Regions from separate parts of the Homo sapiens genome. Here region 1 is linked to region 2. A link is a contact called in ENCODE Hi-C or POLR2A ChIA-PET data. All regions are on one chromosome and are shown on one strand. Each heading gives the region's core, a stretch centred on a gene start or an enhancer-like site at or near the end of the contact. The rest is flanking DNA. Distances are from core to core; before and after follow the strand shown. Region 1 overlaps DCST1 (DC-STAMP domain containing 1). Region 2 holds the start of EFNA1 (ephrin A1).

Evidence for each region. A loop is a pair of places that touch in the nucleus more often than their neighbours do. ChIA-PET counts read pairs that join two places held with the same protein, here RNA polymerase II (POLR2A). Pooled maps may share reads with other maps.
Region 1: POLR2A ChIA-PET joins it to region 2 with 10 read pairs in MCF 10A. The contact joins the enhancer-like site here to the promoter of EFNA1 in region 2. A Hi-C loop is called at or near these places in 3 of 50 pooled maps. POLR2A ChIA-PET finds 5 or more read pairs at or near these places in 5 of 52 experiments (H1, HepG2, MCF 10A and 2 more).

Annotation. Positions count from the first base shown.
Region 1 is chr1:155,035,586-155,041,275 of GRCh38, reverse strand. DCST1 (DC-STAMP domain containing 1) reads right to left here. Exons shown (of 17, transcript NM_152494.4): 5 at 1,745-1,873; 6 at 652-791. Among named protein-coding and RNA genes, the nearest start is that of DCST1, 4.6 kb to the right of the region's middle. Within about 2 kb of position 2,580, at least 7 of the 41 ENCODE cell types and tissues checked have a DNase peak (open chromatin) inside an H3K27ac peak, as active enhancers do.
Region 2 is chr1:155,126,289-155,132,475 of GRCh38, reverse strand. It overlaps EFNA1 (ephrin A1), which reads right to left and starts at 4,600. Exons shown (of 5, transcript NM_004428.3): 1 at 4,407-4,600; 2 at 842-1,137. The coding sequence starts at 4,498. RefSeq lists a silencer at 4,650-4,709 and an enhancer at 5,906-6,187.

The DNA.
Region 1 (5,690 bases), core at 1,331-3,830, 89 kb after region 2:
CTAGGCCCTGAGACACAGCCTCTCACCTCAAATTCCCGGCTGTCCATTGCCCTTGGGAGCCCCCCCACCAGCTGCCTTGTCTGATGCCACATGTCCTGGCTCTGCGTACCTCCCAGACTCTCAGCTCTTCCTCAGTCCTCCCATCCCAGACCCTTCCTGGTCAGTGGTTCCCCAGGTCCTTAGACCTTACCCTTCACCACTAGTCTCTGAGATCATTATGCCATCTGAATGCCCCCAACTTCCAAACCCCTCAGCCCCCATGTCCCCAACTCTCCAGCTCTCCAATTCTCCCAAACCCCCAGTCTCCAGCCTTCCAATACCCAATTCTTGAATACTCTTGTCTTCGAAACTTCTGAGCTACTCAAGGCCAAAGCCCCCAAATTTCCTAGATATTCTAGTTCAGCTGTCCAGAGTACTGACCACTCAGGTATTAGGAAATGTGTATAGAGCATGTCCTAATGACTCAGGGGCTCTCCTGGCATTTAACACCAGGACCAGGGCACGTTCTGCAATGTTTGGGAATAGTTCTGCAAAAAATGCCAGTAGTATCCCCATTGGGAAACTGTAAATCCAGGGTGACAACTCCCAGCTCAAGTTAACTTGGCCCCAGGGAGAGGGACCCCCCAGGCTCTGCCTGTGCAGATTCCTGACCAGCAGGTCCTTGAACATGGCCCGTAAGGGGGCTGTGGAGATGCGCCAAGCTGCGCGGGTGTTGTTGATCTGCAGCTCCACGGTGCAGCCCAGCGATGCGATCACGTTGTTGAGATTGTGTCGCAGATTGGCTACTGGCCCTGGAGAAAGAGGCCCTGGTTGGTCACCTCCCTGTATAACCAGCACTTTCTCAAACCCGCTCAGCTTCCCTCTGCAAATAGTGCCCATCGCCTAGAACTATACAGTGGTGGGGCCGAGAGCCTATGAAAGGTCAACTTGTTCAACCTTTGATTTTTTTCACTGTTTTTTTTTTTTTTTTTTTGAGACGGAGTCTCCCTCTGTTGCCCAGGCTGGAGTGCAGTGGCTCGATCTCTGCTCATTGCAACCTCCGCCTCCCGGGCTCAAGCGATTCTCCTGCCTCAGCCTCCTGAGCAGCTGGGATTACAGGCACACGCCACCATGTCTGGCTAATTTTTTGGTATTTTTAGTAGAGACGGGGTTTCAGCATGTTGGTCAGGCTGGTGTCGAACTCCTGACTTCGTGATCCGCCCGCTTCGGCCTCCCACAGTTCTGGGATTACAGGTGAGCCACCGTGCCTGGCCTTTTTTTTTTTTTTTTTTTTTTTTTTTTTTTTGAGACGGAGTCTTGCTCTGTCACCCAGGCTGGAGTGCAATGGCGCAATCTCGGCTCACTGCAGGCTCCGCCTCCCAGGTTCAAGTGATTCTCCTGTCTCAGCCTCCCGAATAGCTGGGACTATAGGTGTGCACCACCATGCCTGGCTAATTTTTGCATTTTTAGTAGAGATGGGGTTTCACCATGGCTGGTCTTGAACTCCTGACCTCAGGTGATCCACCCACCTCAGCCTCCCAAAGTGCAGGGATTACAGGCATGAACCACCGTGCCTGGCCAATGTTTTCACTCTTATAAACTGAGGAGGCCCAGATATGGGGAGGAGCTCCCTCAGGGACATACAGTGAGTTAGAGCAGCTGGGATGACACTCCTGTCTTTTCTCCTTCACCCGGCCTGGCTCCCATTGGATGACCCACCCAGGGTCACTGCTTCAGTGTAACTCACTGGCCCCCACATACTCACCCACATAGATGGCAGCCAAGGCGTATCCCAGGACAAAGAGCCTGCCTTCCTTGCCCAGCATCTTGGGTACTAGTAGGAGGCTGGCACAGCGGATGTGAGGGGAGGTCCCCCAGCCCATGGCCCCCAAGCCTGTCAGGAGAGCCCAGGAGGTGGTGAGCTGAAGTGAGGAAGCTGCCTCCCTTCCTCACGTTTACCAGAGCACCCACCTGCAACACCCCCTTCTGGAACCACCACCATCCTGCCCTTATCCCCATTTACACTGACTCTGATAGACCTGCTGGGCCACTCATTCATTCATTCAGCAGCCACTCACAGAGTTTAGCTATGTGCCAGTCTCTGGAAGGGCATAGAGGGATGGCTAGAACTTAAAAAACCACAAATGATTGACTTGTGTGTGTTTGTGTTAGGGAAGGAAGCCAAGGTTTTCCGGGCTACAGTGACACTGACCCTAGGTGCTGAGGGAGCAGAGAGAGCAAGAGAAAATATCTGGAAACAGGTGCTCATGCTCAGAATGGTCAGAAGAGAGATCAGAGCCCACCTCAGTACTCCCAGTACTCAGACACCTACAGCACTCGCAGTCCCTGCCTCTAATTTTAGCCCTTGGTCATGTACCGCCTGGTATGTTTTAGCAGTTTCACATGTGTCTCCCTGTGGTCTCTGCAAGGAGACAGTGAACTTCTGGAAGCTCATAATCCAGAGAAAGAGACAGATGAGTAAACAAGTGACTACAACACGATGTGCTAAGTGCACAAGGGAGGTGCTTATAGAGCGCTGTGGGAGCCAAGGAGGGAGTACGTATTTCTTCAGGGAGGGGTGGGGCTGAGAAGGCTGGACAAAGACAGGACGTGTCAGCTGGGCCTGGAAGGTGAGTAAGTGTTGTTAGGAGGTGCAGATGGCATTCCAGGCCAAAGGAACAGTATAAGCTGGTCGGGGGAGCTAGAAGATTCCTGTGTTGATGGAATGTTCACCCAATGATCGTCAAAGCAAATCCCAAATCCTTACACTTCCTCCATCTCCACTGTCGTGGTAGAGTCCCCATCATCTCTTACTGGGACTATAACCTGATGAGTCTCCCTATGTCCTCTCTTGCTACCTTACACTTCAGTTTTTACAAGGCAGCCAGAGTGATCTTGCAAAAGCATAAATCGGATCATGTCCCTTCCCTGCTTCAAACCATTCGGTGGCTTTCTACCACATTTGGTATAAAATCCGAACTCCCTAACATGGTCTACCTAGCTTGTGATCTGGCTCCTGCCTGCCTCCTGATCTCATGCTATGCAGCCCTTCACCCACCATGTCTACCCACACAGACCTCGTTGCTGCTCCTTGGACAAGCCAAGCTCATTCCTCCTCTCTGGTCTTTGCCCTAGCTGTTCCCCCTGCCAGGAGCACTCCTCTCCCTGTTCTTCACATGGCTGGCTCCACCTAGTCATTCAGGTTTGTGGCAAACCCTGTCGGGTGCCACCCCACAGTTTTTTTTGTGCCTTCTTCCTTGCTAACACAACTTGGGTTTTTTGCAAGGGCAATAGCCTGGCCCTGCCCCAGCCCCTGAGGGATAAATCTGGATCTGTCTAAACCAGTCATGGTAGAACAGGACACTGAAAGGGACTAGTTCTGTGGTCTTGGCCTTCTGGCCAAAGACTCGAGCTGAGGCTAATAGTTGACAAATAGTTGCCCTATGTTCTAATGAGAGCCCCATGGAGCTATGGGTGTCTTCTTTGGGCTCACCAAAACAGCAAAACTTGACTCTCACTCCTCTATCCCACCCCATCTATATAAAAAGAACAGCAATATGGGCCAGGCATGGTGGCTCACGCCTATAATCCCAGCACTTTGGGAGGCCAAGGCGGGTGGATCACTTGAGGTCAGGAGTTTGAGACCAGCCTGGCCAACATGGCTGTCTCAACTAAAAATATAAAATTTAGCCAGGCATGGTGGCAGGTGCCTGTAGTCCCAGCTACTCAGGAGTTTGAGGCAGGAGAATTGCTTGAACCCGGGAGGCGGAGATTGCAGTGAGCTGAGATCGTGCCACTGCATTCCAGCCTGGGGGACAGAGCAAGACTCTGTCTTAAAAAAAAAAAAAAAAAAAAAAAGACCAACAATGTGGATTTCCTGGAAGGGGAGAAAAGTGGTTGGAATGGGCAGGCAGAGAGGGAGAGTCTGTGGAGAGGATGGGTGTCACATGTCAAGTGAGAGACTCCAGGAGTCCAAGAGGCTTCAGGGACTGGCGCTGCAGGAAGGGGAACCTGCCTGGTCTCTGTAGACTAGACTCCTGCTGAGTGCAGAGCCTCATGAGGCCACTCCAGGGCTCCCACCAGAGCACAGAGTGGAGGGAGAGCTCCTGGGAGAGCTCAGCCTCTGTAATGCCTCTGTAGACCTCCCCTGGACGATGTTGGCACACAAGCATGGAGACTGGCATCTGCTTCTCATCAGGGCAGGAGAGAGGCAACCATAAGGTGCTCTGCTTTTGATGGGGCGTTGGTGGCTCACGCCTGTAATCCCAGCTCTTAGGGAGGCAGAGGCGGGAGGATAGCTTGAGCCCAGGGGTTTGAGACCTGCCTGGGCAATATAGCGAGACCCCATTCTCCACAAAAAGGAAGGTGCACTGCTTTCTCTGCCTGGCAGGGCACGGACGTGTGCACTCCCAGCCTGCTGGAGGGAGGGATCCAAAAAGCAAGAGGCTGTGGGTGGCCCCTGAAGGGGGGCTTCACTCGAGGTCAGCCAAAAAGAACTGCCCTCTGCAAGAAACCGGGCATTGCCGAGGTCCACACACAGCCTCCAAGGGGACAATAATCAGGCCTACTGGGACAGCCAGGGTGTGAGTGCCTGCTACACGCAGGCATCCACAGTGGAATTATAATAGCATTAGTGACTTAAGACTTTTGTCCCTTTTCCTCTAATTCTTCTAATCTCCCTTCTGACATCAGAAGAACCAGAAAGGGAAGGAAGTAGAGGAAAAAAGGGAAAGAGCAGGCCACGCCCCTTCTCCATTGCAGGACCCCATGCTAGGGAGCAGGCCTGAGCTGGGGGCGCAAGGGATGGGGAGGGCAAGATAAGGAGGGAAGATGCTTGAGAATGGATGAGGTTAAAAGTCTGATGTAGAGTGGACTGGACCTCTTTAACCCCTAAAAATAAGTCTTAATTGTTGAAGTAGGACTAGGTCTTCTAAAGAAATACAACCAGAAATCTAAGGGGCTGTGTGAAAGGTTATCAATGGGAAAAAACATGTTTGAATACAGTGGGTCAGAGAAAAAGTAGTCTCCTGTTGGTATCCAGCAGGATTAATTCAATAAACAGGTGATGAAATGCTAATTCTATTTCCCTTGCCTGGGACAGGTTCAGGAAAGGGCATGTGTTGCACGCAGTTCTGACCAAAGAGATGTGAGGAAGTCTACTGTGGGGATTATAGGCAAGTTTCCCTTGTTCCTAAAAAGAGACATGAGGAAAGGATGTTTCTTCCTTTTTTTTTTTTTTTTTTTTTTTTGAGACAGAGTTTCACTCTGTCACCTAGGTCATTTTCCTTTTTCCCTGGCCTCAAATCGCACAGCCCAAGACAGTGAAGTTGGGCCTGGGATTGAACTTCTATTCTTTTCTTTTTTTTGAGATGGCCTTTCGCTCTTGTCACCCAGGCTGGAGTGCAGTGGCACGATCTCCACTCACTGCAATCTCTGCCTCCTGGGTTCAAGCAAGCCTCCTGCCTCAGCCTCCCAAGAAGCTGGGACTACAGGTGTGCACCACCACATCCGGCTAATTTTTGTATTTTTAGTGGAGACAGGGTTTCACCATGTTGGCCAGGCTGGTCTCAAACTCCTGACCTCAGGTGATCCACCCGCCTCAGCCTCCCAAAGTGCTGGGATTACAGGCGTGAGCCATTGTGCCTGGCCTGTTTCTTCCTCTTTTTTTATTTTTTTCTGATCTTTGATATTATTGTATGAAGATGTGATGC
Region 2 (6,187 bases), core at 3,351-5,850:
AGGAGTTCGAGACCAGTCTGACCAACATGGTGAAACCCCATCTCTACTAAAAATACAAAATTAGCTGGGCGTGGTGGCAGGTGCCTGTAATCCCAGCTATTTGGGAGGTTGAGGCAGGAGAATTGCTTGAATCCGAGAGGTAGAGGTTGCAGTGAGCAGAGATCACACCACTGCACTCCAGCCTGGGCGACAAGAGTGAAACTCCATCTCAAGAGTAATAATAATAATAAAATAAAATAAAATAAAACCCATCAGTGGCGAGAGCCCTCAGGATAAAGTCCAAACTCCTTATCACCTTTTAGTTCCCCCATGGTCTGTTCTGTCCACCTCTCCAGGCTCACATCTCCTCACTTCCTGTGTCCCTCCAACTCCAGCCAGGCTGAGCCACAGGAAGTTCCCTGAAGATGTCATGCTCCCTTTGTACGTGTGCCTTCATGCCTGGCCAGCTCCTCTGCTTGTCCTGAGCTCTGGGACCATCTTCCCCACTGAGCCTTCTCTGAGCCCCATAGCCTGGCAGGTGCCCAGGTCATTTTCCCAAGGCCCCTGTGTTCATGTCTACTGTAGCACACTGTTCTAAGGGTCTCTTAACCTATGTGTGTTTCTTCCCAGCTTCCTTGAGGACAGGGGCTCTGTAGTGTTTTATTTATCTTTGTGCTCATAGCGCTAAACAGAGTGCCCAGCACATAGTAGAAGCTCACTCACATTGGGATGTAGATGAATGAAAATAGAATTCAAGATCGGAAGGGGCCCTCTGCTGCTGGACTCTACACCAAGCATGTACCCAAGCATGTATGTAATGGCAAAAAAGAAACACAGACACTGTCCCCTCACAGGCACTCACAGATGTAGTAGTAGCTGTGTCCTTCTTTGAACTCCTTGCCCAGGGTGAAAGGTGTGAAGCGCTGGAACTTCTCAGACAGCTTCTCCGGGCCATGCTTGGCACTGGGCCGGTTGCACTGCCAGCGGACTTGGTCCTTGGACTGGGGCTGGCACAGCTGGTACTCCTCATGCTCCACCAGGTACAGTATGTACTGCTCCATGGCAGCGTCTGCCACAGAGTGATCTTCATAGTGCGGACAGATGATGTCCACGTAGTCATTCAGCTGCACATGTATGGTGTAGTCCTCATTCCGGAACCTGGGGACACACACAGGGGGAAGAAGCAGGTGGTCATTCAGAAGCCAGGCCAGATCCTTGGGCCTCTGAATGTTTACATGACCTCTCACATTTCACACTGGACCCCAAGAGATTTTTCCGAAGTTTCAACTCCCAATATGTACTGATCTTGATGTCTTACATTTCTCTCTGCCATCTCTAAACATTCCCCTGCACCATCACTGTCTCCTGTTGGTCCTTCAAATAGCATTCACTCAGTATCTTTCGGGTACCAAAGCATTTTCCATAACCCCCCTGATACTTACCTGATATTTAGATGGGCTTCTACCTATTTCTGTAGCTCACTTATCATTCTCTTCTACCCATAAATATTTCCCCAAATCTGTTCTACCAGTTGCTCCTTTTAAATGCTGTTAGGCCTCAATCTGAGACCCCCACAGGTCCATTCTGTAATCAGAATCCAGGAAACCCTTTCTCTTTACCATGCTAGCCTGGAGCCTCCAACACATCTGTGTCTTCACTTTCCTTACTCCTCTCACATTTCCCCGGACCCACTGAGTAGATCTCACATTTCCCAGCTTCACTTTTCCTCAAAAGTGAAGCTAGTATACCCGGGCCCACAGATAATGCCCCAGTCCTTTAAGTTAAATCACTCTCATCAATTCATTCAGCCCCCTCAAATCTTCCCGTTCTAGCTACTCAAAGTTATACACTGGTCTCCTTTTCCCCTTCTCAGAGCACCCCAAAACAACCCTGTCCTTTTATCTCTAAAAGCCACACTTCCACCTCCCCCTAGATGAAATGCTGGAGCTCTGAGCTTGAGCTTGAGACAGCCTCTCCCCTCTCCCCTCTCTCCCCTCTCTCCTCCTCTCCCCCTCTCCCCTCCTCTCCCCTCCTCCCAAGGTGGAGCCAGCACCCCTCCCCTAGTTCATTCCCCCTGGCCCCACCGGCTCCAGCCTGACTGCCCACCAGCCCCTCCCCACCAGCTCCAGACACCTGGCTCCAGCCTGGGTGGGGTCCCAGTAGGGGGAAAAGTGCTTCCCCCGACCCCGCAAGCTGGTCAGTTTCTCTAATTCCCCCAGGCACTGCCAGCTAGAGACCCAGCAGAATTAGCGCTAAGTTGCTTCGAACTGAAAGCCCTGGCCACGGCTGGGAGGGCGAGGAAGGAGTCAGGCAGAGAGGACTCGGAGGTGGGCACCCACTGCCCAATCAGCATGACCCCTGAGAGGCCAGGCTTTGCAGCAGCGTGCCAGCGCCCAAACTGGGCTTACCAGGCCCCTCCCCCACCCTGGGGAAAAGAGAGGAGCAGAGAGAGGCTTTTAAAATTCCTCTCTGGAGAGATAAACATAGAAGCCATTTCAGAACAGGTATTTCAGCTCTGGGCCTGGCGTCTTTCCCTCATTCCCGTGACGGGCACTGACTCATTCCTCATCCACCTCTGCTACCCGCCCCAGCACTCATGAGAACTTGTGAAAACTTACCTTGTCAAATGTGCACAGCCCCCAGGACCCCAGGAGGGCACAGCGCCCACTCACCCCCAACAGTGTCCTCCAAACAAAGGGAGCTGGCAGGTCAGAATGAGGGGCCTGCCCTCCAGCATGAGGGAGGCTGGCGCCCTTCTCAGCATGCTGCCCCCGCCTGAGGCCTGGAGATCCCAGGGCTGCTGCCCACTGGCCTGAGTCACCCATGCCAGCCTCACCTACCCCGTTCATTGTAGCCTCATATTTGCCCCCACGCTGGGCCCAGCTTGGCTGCCTACGGACTCTACTCTGGACTGGCGTCTCTTTAGTCCTGGGTATGATAGGGTGTGCGTGTGTGTGTGTGTGTGTGTGTGTGTGTGTGTGTGGCCAGAGGGTCACCCATCAGCCCCCTCTCCTGGGGGTACAGTCTGCTGTACTTAGCCTTCATTTGACTCTTGCTCCCCATCTGGGAAAGGGGGGCAGCGGCGTCAGGGAAGGCGGGGAGGTGGGTAAGGAAGAGGCTCCTTCCTGAAAGAGAGGAAACCTGGGAGCTTGGGAACGGAAAAGGCCAGGGTCCCCCCCTCCCTACTCATGGCTTCCTGTCCCCTCCTCCTCCTCCAGTCAACACCTGGCATGGGCATAAACAGGGACTTTGCTCTCTCCCATACTAGGGCGAGATGCATCAGGTCAAGGAGGCAAAGCACAGGGAGCGGGTGGCGGAGGGCTGGCTGAGCCTCCCCAGCGTCCATGGGCAGGAGGGCATTGCCCTCTGGGGTTGGCAGCTGGCTGTTCTCTCCCCCACCCTAACAAGCCACAGACAACAGACTGCCTCACCAGACGATGACACGGGGTCAGAGGAAGCTGGCACAACATATTTCTCAAGGGGAGTGGGGGGCAAGCTTGCTAGGGCCGAGAGTGGCTAAGCCGGTGAGATGGCTTTCGTGATACCAAGCTGCCCACTTCTCTCCCTGCTCCTCCCTACCACCCTCTCCTGTATTCCCTCAAATATTGTTCCCATAACTTCAGAAAACTCAAGGGCAAGAACAAAGGGGCCGACAGAGTCTTCCTCCCAGTACCATTTGCCTCACAGCCCTAAACCTGCCCAGGAGAAATTAACTCCTTCCTGCCCAGAACCTTCTGTAACCCCTTTAACCTCTTCTGTTCATTCTGAAGCTTTCCCATGATCTCCCTCTCCCAGCTCTTCGCTTTTACTACTTGAGAGCCCCATAAACAGGTGATTCCCTCAGCCTACCCATGCACAGCATGTGCCTCACTCATGCCACCCCAAAAGACCCCTAGTGAGGGACTTTCCAGGTTTGCTTTAAATACAGGGTGAATGCATAATGAATGCCTACAGCCCAGCTCTCTCCTGAGAGGTCCTTCCAGGGTTACCTTGAGCATTCTGTGCACTCTTGATGTCACACCAGGTATCTGTCAGTGTGGTCAGATACCCAAAGGACACACAAGGAGAGGCGTGGAGGCTTTCACAGTGGGGGGGTGGGGGGCCTGGAACAAGGGCCCTGGCTGCCAGGGGCGAAGTCTATGCTGAAGGCAGGAACTGCCCAGCATGAGTCCCTCACTTTAGAGTAATAGGGGTGCCAGAGAGAAGGAAGGGAAGGGCAGATATAAGCCCATGCAAGTAGACACAAGCATGCCCCGGGGTGGGGTGCTCCCAGATATGACGGAGAAGTGAGGGGAGGAAAATCTACAGCCGCCCTCCTACCTCGGTCATCTACTCTAGGCTCAGCTCAGGGTTTGGCCGGGACAGTTATCCCGGTGGGGTAGTGCCAGCCGGGAGCCCAGGCTGCCAGCGGGAGTCTCGAGGCTTACTTGGGATTTGAACTGTTCCAGAAGACGGTGTGGCGATCAGCAGCGGCCAGACTGCAGCACAGACCCAAGAGAGGGGCCCAGAGGAACTCCATAGCGCGGGGCCTGGCCAGGCCGAGCGGGGACGCGGGTCTCCTATGGGTCTGGGTTCCCACTGGCTTTCTCCGCGGCGCAGTCAGCGCTGGGCTCACAGATCTGGCCCCTTCGCCTAGCGACTCCGCCTTTTGGGCCGGCGCCGCCCGACACCCCGCCCCGCCCTCGCCCCGCCCGGCGCGCGGCTGCCTGGGGGCTTGGGGGCTGGGGAGGTGGAGGAGGGGCGGGGTGGGGAGGCGAGGAGGCTGGGGGTGCAGGAAAGAGCGAAGCGCGCTCCTCTGCCCCCGCAGATCTGCTCAGAGATGTGTGTTCGCTCACTTGTGGGTCTGCGTGGAGCTTTGTGAGCCTGTCCCGGTGGTGGGCTTGCGTCCCTGGGCGCAGTCGCGTGCGGGAGAAGGGAAGAACTCGCAAGTGCGAGTCTGCGAACGCGGGGGTGCGGGACACGGCTTTGCTGCTCCGCGCGCGGACCTTGCAGGGTGCGAGGTTGTTGACATGCCCCGCACCTTTCTGAGCCTCGCATGCCCAGGCTCGGGCGCCCGCGTTCCCACACTCTCCTCCTCCCCCATCCCCTTCCCGGACTCTGCGCTTGACTGCCCCTCCCCACACACACGCGGCTGTTTGTTTTTGTTGGGTTTGTCAATGTTGTCTTTGTTCTGGAGATTGTGTCATCGCCTAGATGCCGGGAATAAAGTGCAACGCTTTGTGTGATCGAGTGTGTAACGTGTGCGGCCGGGGCTAAGGACGCCTCTGTCCATCACATCAGTGCCTGCCCGCAGGAGCGACACGCGGGACCCTGGGCTCGAGAGGGGGCCGTTCTTATTTTAGATAAGTCAAAGAGCGCTAATAACCTGAGTATATGTAACAACACACGCGTACACCGTGCGAACAGGCTCTTGAATATGGACTGTGAGAATCTGGGCATGAAGGGTGACAAACTGTAACCACACATGAAATACGTGTGATGGCGCGCTAGCATGAAAGCATTTGTGAGTAGTATCACAGCCGCGTGTGTGGAAGCGTGTGAAACTCTTTGACAGACGTATGCTAATGTTTGTGAACAGCGTGTGAAGAGGAGGGGAGACGCGTACCGGCGTGCAGCGGGGGTGGGGTGGAACGGAGGGGCGTTTGTGCGCAGTCCTCAGGCTGCACAGCTGGAGCTGGCCCAGTCTGAGCTGGGGCTCCCAGTCAGTCGGGCCCCAGTACCCGGCTCAGGCCCCCTCCCCCGCGCTGTGTAAACAAACCCACTGGAATTTGCCTCTCGGGGCTCTTCTCCCCGCCTGGATCTGCTGCCGTCTGGAGAGGGCTTGGCGGGCGGGTGTCAGCTCCTGGGGTGGAGAGGGCGGGCAGGTGTTTGATTAGGCTCACGAGTGAGCCTGGAGTGGGAGAGCCGAATGCTGTGTGTCTGCGTGCGTTTGGTGGTTTACGTGTGTGGTTGTGTGGCTGTGTGCGCGCCAGGTTGGTGTTGTGAGTGTGTGTGCGCATCCTCAGCCGGCCCTTCCCTGCGGCTGCGCATCGCGGGAAGCCACGGACCCGGGGCCCCTGGCCAGCTCCGGCCCAGCTTCTCCAGTTCCCAGGCCGTTTCATCCTCCTATTTTACGGCCAGGCCTGGCTACAGCCCCTGTAATTACGCGGGGCCCGGACGCCGCAGCAAGTCTGGCGCTGACCCCGCCGGGGAGGAGCCTGGAGCTGGG